2 separate regions of the Homo sapiens genome follow, and region 2 is linked to region 1. Evidence: chromatin loops called from intact Hi-C (ENCODE). Cell type or tissue: HCT116. All regions are shown on one strand.

The links. A loop is a pair of places that touch in the nucleus more often than their neighbours do. Peaks named below come from ENCODE experiments on the same cell type or tissue, not always from the same donor. Only the 100,000 strongest peaks of a DNase experiment are listed, where the experiment ranks them.
Region 2: it touches region 1 in a loop (4-fold over the local background); 1 of 110 quality-filtered maps calls a loop at or near these places.

The regions. Positions count from the first base shown.
Region 1 is chr18:79,244,390-79,249,389 of GRCh38, reverse strand. The region is part of intron 11 of ATP9B (ATPase phospholipid transporting 9B (putative)); the gene reads right to left. Among named protein-coding and RNA genes, the nearest start is that of NFATC1, 150 kb to the left of the region's middle. RefSeq lists a silencer at 2,600-2,809 and an enhancer at 2,871-4,070. In HCT116, a CTCF peak has its summit at 2,683 (motif pointing right); DNase peaks (open chromatin) are centred at 2,699, 2,967 and 3,709; H3K4me3 peaks cover 1,924 bases; H3K27ac peaks cover 1,149 bases.
Region 2 is chr18:78,997,844-79,002,843 of GRCh38, reverse strand. It overlaps SALL3 (spalt like transcription factor 3), which reads right to left. Exons shown (of 3, transcript NM_171999.4): 3 at 3,875-5,000. LOC105372225 (a long non-coding RNA gene) reads left to right here. Exons shown (of 3, transcript XR_001753514.2): 3 at 1,068-1,447. Among named protein-coding and RNA genes, the nearest start is that of SALL3, 21 kb to the right of the region's middle. In HCT116, a CTCF peak has its summit at 4,346; DNase peaks (open chromatin) are centred at 2,713 and 4,293; H3K4me3 peaks cover 451 bases.

The DNA.
Region 1 (5,000 bases):
TGCAATAACAAAATTAAATATGCTACTGCAAATTTTAATCTCCAAGGGAAAATTTGTGCATAATGTCTAAGACAACCACAATGATTCTGCAAAGGGGCTGTTCTAGGATAATGAACACAATAATTGCCTGTATAATCTAAAATGCTACTAATGGCAACGATCACAAATCCATTTAGCTCCTCTTTAATTTATGTACCAAGTTTTAAATAGCTAATGGTTCTCAGTAAAATAATGGTTTATACCAACAATAAAGGGTAAATACGGTATTCTCCTGCTTAATCAAGAAAAGATCAGGCTTTTTTTTTTTTTTAAATGAATGCTCGGACGAGTGAGAATCAGACCTTATCTCCATGACACAGCAACACTTCAAACCATCTCAAAATTAAAACTCACATCATACTACTAAGTTCCTAAGCAATCAATGTACACGGCAAATTGGAGCAGACGTCGAATGCTGTAAAGTCTCAGGCCCTATCCATGATTCAACAAAGTGCCTGTGCAACACTTACTGCTGATGATGTCACCCTGGGTGAACAGGATGTCGGCATCCAAACACTCTCACCCATCTTTTAAAACTCACGCGTACTTACCCCTTACAAAGAAGTAGTTTAGAATAGTAAAATGCAAAACTTCAAATAGCCAATTTAAACTCTTGCAGAAAACTAAATTATTTTAGTTTGTCCTGTAGTTTCCCTGTGAATATAGGACAATTTGAAAAGCCTCGACTCTGACACCCAATTCATTCATGCTACTCTGCACTAGCAGAGAAGAACAGCTTTGTACATGGCTGACTACGTACAGAAAAACACAACTGTTAACACTGCTTGTCTTTCATCAGCTGAACTATTTGTGGATCAGTTCTTCATTTCGAATTTGGACCCTGACTACAAAACTGATATAGGGCTATGCATTAACCTAACTGAAATTCCTATAAAAAGCATATTCTTTTAAGTATCTTTGAAACAAATAAGCCCTATATTTTCCACTGCTAGTAGAATCTTAAGAGACAAGAAAAAAATAAGTAATTTTCAGACCTTCATTTGTGTTTCTGCATTTCAAATAAATGAAACTCATGCACTAAATCTAAGTACTAAATTTTAGAGCAACAACTTTTCCATTACGAAGTTTAAATTAAAAGTATTAGTTTTTAAAAAGTGATGCTACATAGTCTTTTTCCTTCTGAAGTTTATTATTCTTTTTTGGATATGAACTACTAAGCCTTAAGTGTGTGTAGTACATGCAGGCTGACCGCACACTATAGATGTGGCTGAGCCATTATCGTTTATCGCCTCAGTGATCTGCGAAATAAGAAGGGTTTCTTTTGGCCATTATAGTCTGTTGGCTCAATAATCTGTGCTTTAAGAATTCCCTAAATAAGTATCAGCACAACAATTCTTAATGTTACAATTTATCACCTTAGTTCTTAAAAATCAAAACCTGTATTTACACAATAGACAATTTAAAGTCTATTCTGAAAGAATTATTTCATAACCTACATGTTTGCCTACCAAGAAATTTAACATTTTGCCTATTCTATACTCAGAATTTAAGCTTTTTCCCTTGCTTGCTATATAGTTATTATATAAAATGTTTTCCCTTGAACATTAACATAAAAAAGTACTATATTTTTTGTATAAATAAGAAAAGTATTAATGCAAGAATCAGCTACTAAACAGGGAAGCAAAACCACGTTTGAAACCAACATATGACACGTAATTAAGAGACAAGGGAGTTCAAAGTAAACCCTCACACCTAGTTTACACAAACTGGAGCTACCCAACTTTTGATGTTACAGACTATGCATATTGATTGTCACTCTGTCCGCCGACCTATATAAACATGTTTTTAAGGATAAAATTATTACTAAAATTTGCAAGCATATTACCTGCTAAGTTTGAAGGGGGCTTCATGAGTGCAGAATGAGGTTATCTTCTCAAACTGCTGGACTCCTAGATCGCTTGAGAAATGTCAATACTGGCTCTAGCATTTCCTAGGACACGTATCCACTCACCAGAATTTTTTATAATTGTCCATAATGTCAGAAAGTAGCATCATCTCTGAACACATGTATACACATATACACATCTCATGCTCGCCCTTACAAAACTCATGCTGACTGTCTACGTTCATACAGGACAACTGGATTCCATCTGTTAGTGTGTGGCAGCCTTTACTGATATATTAGAACCTTCGCAAAGTAAATCAATATATGAAAGGTCAGCACATGCAAAGCAACACAGTGGCTGGAAGGTAAGTAGTAAGTTAAAACTTTTATTTTTAGTATTATAAATTCTTTCAAATGTTCTCAACTTGTGATACATCAAAGCCATATTTAAAACAAAAATATGCATGTGATAACATGCAAAATGATCCAGAAACTATCTGGAAATTTAATTTTTGCTCTACGTATAGAAATTACGTTAAAAATCCAGCACTGAATATTAAGATAAGCCTATCCATTTTCTAATGTACATCATTCCTAATCTTATTTTACAATCACCACATTGTTTAACTGAAAATCAGGAGGAGGAGGAGGCTGAAGTGTAGGAGTCACTACACTGCCGATCACCGCTGCGGTGCTCACGTCTGTCTCAGAGTCATCTGTCTCAGAGTCGTACTCACACCTCCCATAGGCGGCTGGGAGGGGAAGCCAGGGAGCGCGGGGAGCGCGGGGCGCGGCCAGCAGGGGGAGCGCGAGGCCGGCGCGCGTCCTGATCCCTGCAGTCCCGCTCTCTGGAAAGCGCCAGCCATTTCTAACCCAACCAGTCCAGCACATCACATACACTCACTCATTTATTTATTTCTGACAAAAAGCGTTACCCTAAATTTATGTTTTGTCACGCAGAATGCTGGCCAGAATCTACATACTTGAACATCCTGGATTATGGGGGGTAGGAAGGGGGCCCTGAATAAAAATCTGGCATCTCGTAAGATGCCCTAATTTCAAGACAGGACCTCGGAAATGCTGTGCACAGTCAGTAGGGCGGTGTCCTCCTCACAGTCAGTAGGGCGGTGCCCTCCTCAGTCAGTAGGGCGGTGCCCTCCGCACAGTCAGTAGGGCGGTGCCCTCCTCAGTCAGTAGGGCGGTGCCCTCCGCACAGACAGTAGGGCGGTGCCCTCCGCAGTCAGTAGGGTGGTGCCCTCCACACAGTCAGGGTGGTGCCCTCCTCAGTCAGTAGGGTGGTGCCCTCCGCACAGTCAGTAGGGCGGTGCCCTCCTCAGTCAGTAGGGCGGTGCCCTCCGCACAGACAGTAGGGCGGTGCCCTCCGCAGTCAGTAGGGTGGTGCCCTCCACACAGTCAGGGTGGTGCCCTCCTCAGTCAGTAGGGTGGTGCCCTCCGCACAGTCAGTAGGGCGGTGCCCTCCTCAGTCAGTAGGGCGGTGCCCTCCGCACAGACAGTAGGGCGGTGCCCTCCGCAGTCAGTAGGGTGGTGCCCTCCGCGCAGTCAGTAGGGTGGTGCCCTCCGCACAGTCAGTAGGGCGGTGCCCTCCTCAGTCAGTAGAGCGGTGCCCTCCGCACAGACAGTAGGGCGGTGCCCTCCGCAGTCAGTAGGGTGGTGCCCTCCTCAGTCAGTAGGGTGGTACCCTCCTCAGTCAGTAGGGTGGTGCCCTCCTCAGTCAGTAGGGCGGTGCCCTCCTCAGTCAGCAGGGCGGTGTCCTCCACACAGTCAGTAGGGCGGTACCCTCCGCACAGTCAGTAGGGCGGTGCCCTCCGCACAGTCACTAGGGCGGTACCCTCCTCAGTCAGTAGGGCGGTACCCTCCCCAGTCAGTAGGGTGGTACCCTCCGCACAGTCATTAGGGCGGTGCCCTCCGCACAGTCAGTAGGGCGGTGCCCTCCTCAGTCAGTAGGGTGGTGCCCTCCTAAGGCTTTTCGAAGTTTCAGAGCTAAAAACTAAGTTGATAACATTGTAACAACAGCTTCCTTAATGATTTCAAGATCCTGAACAGATTTACTGTTTTTTTTGTCTTAATGTAGGAAGGCATCAATTTTAAATGGTTTTGCCAAGACCAGCCACCAATTTAAAATAATTCCTTCAATAACGTAAGCTACCCACTAACACCAGAAACCTCAACATGCAACATCATTCATAGAAGTGGCATTTGGTTTTCAGTCTAATACACAGTTTATTTGGGTAATTTTATATTTATTTTAACAAGTATTTTACAAAGAGCATGAACCTATTCTCTAACCCTTACTATCTAAACACACAATACCCAGGACTTTAGGGGGGTTATAAAGCTCTCATTGTATTTTACAAACAAGCCAGCAAGCTCTGCAGGAACTCCAAGAAGAGCAGATCCTGACAGTGGGGGGTGGGAGGTCACTGGACCTCAGGGTCCCTAGGAGCCCAGGAGTTCTGACTGCTTCATGCTTCTTTACAAGGCACACACTCAAATACTTCTTGCCCCAAAGCATATAAAAAATAGATTCTATTCTAATAATAACTCTAAGTGGTACTGATATTGTAAAAGAAAGTCTCTTACTAGGAGTCATAAAACTTTAAGAGACATGGTAAGAAAGGGAAGACCATGGCTTTCTTTAAAATGATTTAAAATACAGAGCACGCATCTCCTTTCATTTTCTCAGTCTGTTTCTAATAGTACACACTGAAGAGACTATGCTCCTTACAAATCTTTCTTCTGGGAGGTATCTGCCTTTTTATTTTACCCTGAATGTAGCAAGTCTTTATTTTAAATATCTCAGGGTAGGGTAGAAACACTCTTAAAATATACTTTTAAATATTCATTACAGTATAATTTACAAAATATGTTGCTGAACAAAAAATCTTGTGTAGTACTAAAATGTCATCAGATTCTATTAAAAACTCATGAAGAAAGTTACTAAATATGTGGTCAGGGCTTCTAATGTCACAGTATTCCGAAATTCCCAAGCACAAGGTCTGTCTTTCCTTCAAAGAGCTTTGAACTCTTTTCAAGGAGCTTAAAAAAAAAATTAGTTGATGCGTTTCTAGTGTTCAGAATGTGAGATATTGAAGAA
Region 2 (5,000 bases), 250 kb after region 1:
ATACCTAAAATAACCACGAGGAATGAAGGAAATAATTTACACTTTTCTGTAAAAATTCTAGTTTATAGATCATTCTGTAATTTAAAATAGGTGCATCATACCAACTTAGAAAGTATGGGGGAAGGGTTACCCATTTCCCATGTTCACAAATAATCACATTTGGAACGACTGTAATCAAACATTTATTTCCACATGTTTGAATCATATACAGTGAACGATTCATACCAATATGAACAAGTTCTTGCATCTTTCACTGCAGGGCGTGGCCTATGCATCATTTGTTTTGTTTTTCATTTACTGATGTAAAGAACTTTGGACAGAACAGAATACAAACATAATCTGACACCGTGACATCTCTTCTTCCTCTTATCTTACCAGCTTTCTGATTTTCCCACAGGGTTTTCCAAGCTCCGCGAAAGGCCAGTATTCGCTAGGAATGGTCTGTCCAAATGACAATCTATGATACTTCCAATGAAAACAGGCCAAAGATGCAGACGGTGGTAGAAATCAGGACAGTAACACCAATGTTCATAGTTTAGGCTCTCTGATATTCTACTAAGGAACAACAAGAAAAAAAACCACATTGTTTTCAATTGCATACTCTTTTGAATATATAGTGCTGTAATAAGGGGCTGTGCGTGTACTTGTGTGCAGGACTCATGGAAAAATCAAATATGTTTCTAACACCTCTTATCTAACAGAATATGCAGTAAGCATCAGTTCACAGCTTGATTTTATTTTACCAAGTATAGTTGCATTTTTAACATCAATAAGTTCAATGGCTTTTTCTTATAAAAGATACAAACACATTTTTCATGATCCAAAAATGATTCCATGTAGTTTCTTTAGCAAATTTATTTGTAATTGATTTTTCATATCTATGGGAGAATATTTTTAGGTAATAACTCATATTTTCTCTCTCTATATAAATACCATCAATTTTTTTCATGATTATTTTTGGGTAAAGAGAAAGATGTACATTAGTGGTAGTTCTTTAAAAAAAAAAACATGGAATTTTACAACTGAAAAGGATTTGAATGTCATCAAATTCTACCCTCTTCCTACAGATGGGAAAGCAGATTTTACATGGCACAGGAGGAATGAGAACCCTCTCCAAGTAGGGCCCTCTCCCCGGGTCCCAGCGTGGATTGTACCAGCCAGGACGATGCAGGGAGGACGAGGTCACGCCCCAAGCCTCGCTTGGTACAGAAATGCTGAAAGGAGAAAGACAAAAAACAAAAAAAAGCCTCTATTGTGATTTCATTTTAAAGTTTTCACTTCATAAAGAATACTGAGAATTAATGCCCAATATTTCCTTCTTAAATGAAAAAGGGGAATGTCATTTCCTTCCTCATGTTATATAGAATATTTTGTAGACCAAGTTTTAACACAGCTAAAAAGCAGCAAACAGGTCTGCCGGTATAAATGCTTCATGCCCTCTTTTTTTCAATGAAGCACCTGCCGGTATAAACGCTTCATGCCCTCTTTTTTTCAATGAAGCACTGTGTCCTAAGAAACTTTTCAAAGGAATAAACAAGTACTGGCTCCCTGTCTCAGTAATTAGCAAATGAGCACAAGGTTGTAACACAAAGGCCTGAACACGGGGCCCTCAGGTTGGCGGTGAGCTGGCGGGTGACAGGCTGGGCGAGAATGACACATGTGCAGCACGGTCTCCAGCTTCACGCGTGCACCAGAAAGATGAGAGGTCTGGACGTCTGCGGCGTTAGACAAACAGCCACAGTGAATACAGGGATTTGAAGCTGGTTGGGCTGGAAACATACATGCAGCCTAGCAATAAAGAAATGGCCCTGATGTTCACTGTGGCTTCGTAAAACACAAGATGGGGACTGGGCAACGCCTGCCAAACGCAGAAAAGCAGGTAGGGGCTCCATGCCTCCGAGCTTCCATGGGGCCAAAATTAAACAGCGAGAGCTGGAAGACAATTGCTTTTTAGCCCTTTAGTAGTACTTATTAATTAGCTTAAATGTTAATGTTTCCTGTAATGAACCTAGAAATGTATTTAAATAATTTTTAGGGATTGTTGGCATTTATGATTCTTTGATACACAGTCTACATCACCACAGTTGGCATGAGAAAGCAGCAAACACCCAGGCTTGCCAAGCCAAACACCTCTGATCTTACCTCTGGAAGTATTTTTGAAATACAAGTAGTAAATCCCTTCTCTCCTGCATGTTAGTTTATATTAATTACTTTAGATGGCTGTACATTTTTTGCTAATTCCTTACTTTAAAAAAATTGAATTTACTAGTCAGTTTACATTTTATAATTTCTATTCTAGCATTGAAATCTACATGGTTTGATTTCTAAGGCTTATAATATCTGCTGGAAGGTTGGCCTGGATTGGTTAGTTTAGTGGTTAGTACCTTTATCATTCCTTAAAATCCACCTGGCACGTCCCAGGTAAAAATTACTGTAGCTTCTAGGTTATCAGTAGTTATTCATTTTAAAAATTAAAAAAAAAAAAAAAAAGAAAAAGAAGAAATTGATTACATATCTTGAAATCCAGGAGCTATAAAATCATTCTTATCAACCGTTATCAGTGAAGTAAAGCTTATTTTAAATTAAGGACGTTCTCCATCTGGAATTAAGCTGTGTGGAGCTGCCACCATGAGCTCACAAAGCTGCTGCTGCTGCCACACTGTAAGCACCGTCCCACCCACTCCTGTCCTGTCATGTGATTTGATGCACATCTATTTGTTCAAGCGACCTGAAAAGCCGGTATTTTCACTTCATGCTGACAACGGGAAGGCAATTCCGAGTGGTCACTTTTGGGCACTGCGGAGTCTCTGATATGTAGGAATTTTCTACCACATCTTCTTCCATCACAGATGTAAAAAGAATCCACAACTAGGAGGCTGAATTTTTATTTTGGAAAAAAGCAAAAAACAAAAATTTCAAGACCAATCAAGATGCACTGAGACACTGCTTAAATCTAAGCTGCCAAGCTGTGTTGACGTTCCTGGTGGAAATACCACGGATACACACCCACCACAAATGACCTCCTCAAATTCCACTTTCTCCATTAGAAAAATCAAGGAATGCAACTCAGAAATAACATTACATCCTGCATTTTATTCAATTCCATATGACAAAAATAGTAACCTAGACTAAGACATCCATTTCAGTCAGCAGATGTGTCAAGCCACAAGATTTAATAATAAAAAATATTGGGTCTAGGTAACAATCCCCAGCTGCTCAGAGAGGTCCCAGCCCCGCATGGCATTACAGTATAAAAATAGTGTCTCTCTTCACCATGCAGAGGGATGGCCTAGCCCTGCACACAGGAGGGTCAGTCTCACTGTACCTTCATGAGCCATCTTATTTACAACACTTTACATTTCTCTTTAGTTATATACACATCCTTTTGGGAGAAGAGAGAACACTATATGGTACCAAATACTAACCAAAAACAAACAAACAAAAAAACCACACACACACACACACCAAAAAGGACACAGATAAATAATGAAAACATTCAACTGCTGAAACACAGTGACCTTAAGCCACCTCAGTTTTCTCTGCCTAATGCTTGAGACACCCCGAGCCCTCATCCCGTGAGAAGAGGTGGCATGGTGGGGCGAAGTTACATCTCATCACCGTGGAAAACAGAGCTGTAGAGTTCAGTGTTGATTTCCAATAGAAATAAACAGCTAATGAGTCTTTGATACTTTTTGTTTAGTGACACGCTGGCACAAACAGCCCATCCTCTTACAATGATTGTTGATGCTGCTGTGGTTGTTAGGAGAAGATTGTTCTATTTTTCTGTCTCGACCGAGAAGACTTCACTGTCTGATTCTTTCTTCAGGGGCATGCAACTCCTTGCAGTTACCCAGCTACCAGAGCATCTCTTGAACAATTTTGTTGTTGGAAGTTCATAGTGTCAGACGCCAGCACACTTGCAACGCACGAAAATGAGGTAGTTCACGACGCCGTGTTTGTGCTGCCTCGGCCGCCCCAGCCTCCGGGGCCCTCCTGGCTGGATGCAGCTCAGCCATCAGCGTCAGGCTGTGTTCTGAAAAATCAGAGGACACTGTGCTTTGCTTTCATCTGAGAAGATAATAAATAAATCAGGAACTCGGAAAATTTCAAAGTCATGACTGATTGTACTGCCTGATACTTGCCATTTCTCTTGGGTTTACTGTACATGTGACCAGTGCCACCAGGCAGCCACAATCTTGTCTGTGGGTGAGAGAGAGAGACAGACCCGCTTACATGAAAATCAGACCTGCAGAAGGTTATCCTAGTTCCTTCCTGGCTTGTACTGACGTCATAGTCCTAGGATGAATTCACCAAGGTTTCGTTAGGGGGCGGTCACAGTTTTAAAGTGGGCTTTGTGGAAAAGTTAAATAAATCATTTTAATTTAAGAAACGGCAGGCCCTACTTTACTGAAAAGCTGACAAGTCTTGGTGGCTTTTCAAGTGGCAGAGATTTCTAATATTGTTTGACCATAAGACAAAACAAGGAACTGTAACAGTTTTCCCATTTTCCTTAAACTGAAGTACTATTTATAAAATACTTTACATTTTTTTAAATTTTCAAATTATAGACAAACCTCCCTAATACAAAATACTAAAAGTGCAATAGTATAAATTAAGAGTTTGCAACCACATTATACAAACATTACCTTTTTATTGTACAGCTTTGATAATGTGAAATATTTTCTCACAACTGTTTATAATGTTGTGAGTCATTTACGGTGATGTTTGTCTGTAACTCGTTCCCCAGTTATTGGGCTACAGACCACACTAGAAAACAACTGTCCACATAGCAGCTACAAACATTTAAATTAAAAAAAAAAAAAAAAAAGGCTTATTACTGACAGGTACTTGCACACGAAAAGCATGCTATCTTTCCCAACAGAACTTCACAATTTTGCCTGCATTGAAATAATCCACTTATTTATAGTAAAACAAATCTTGCTTAAAAAAAAAAATCACACAGCCAGATGTATTCTGCAGTACAAAAGCTTCGTTTAAGG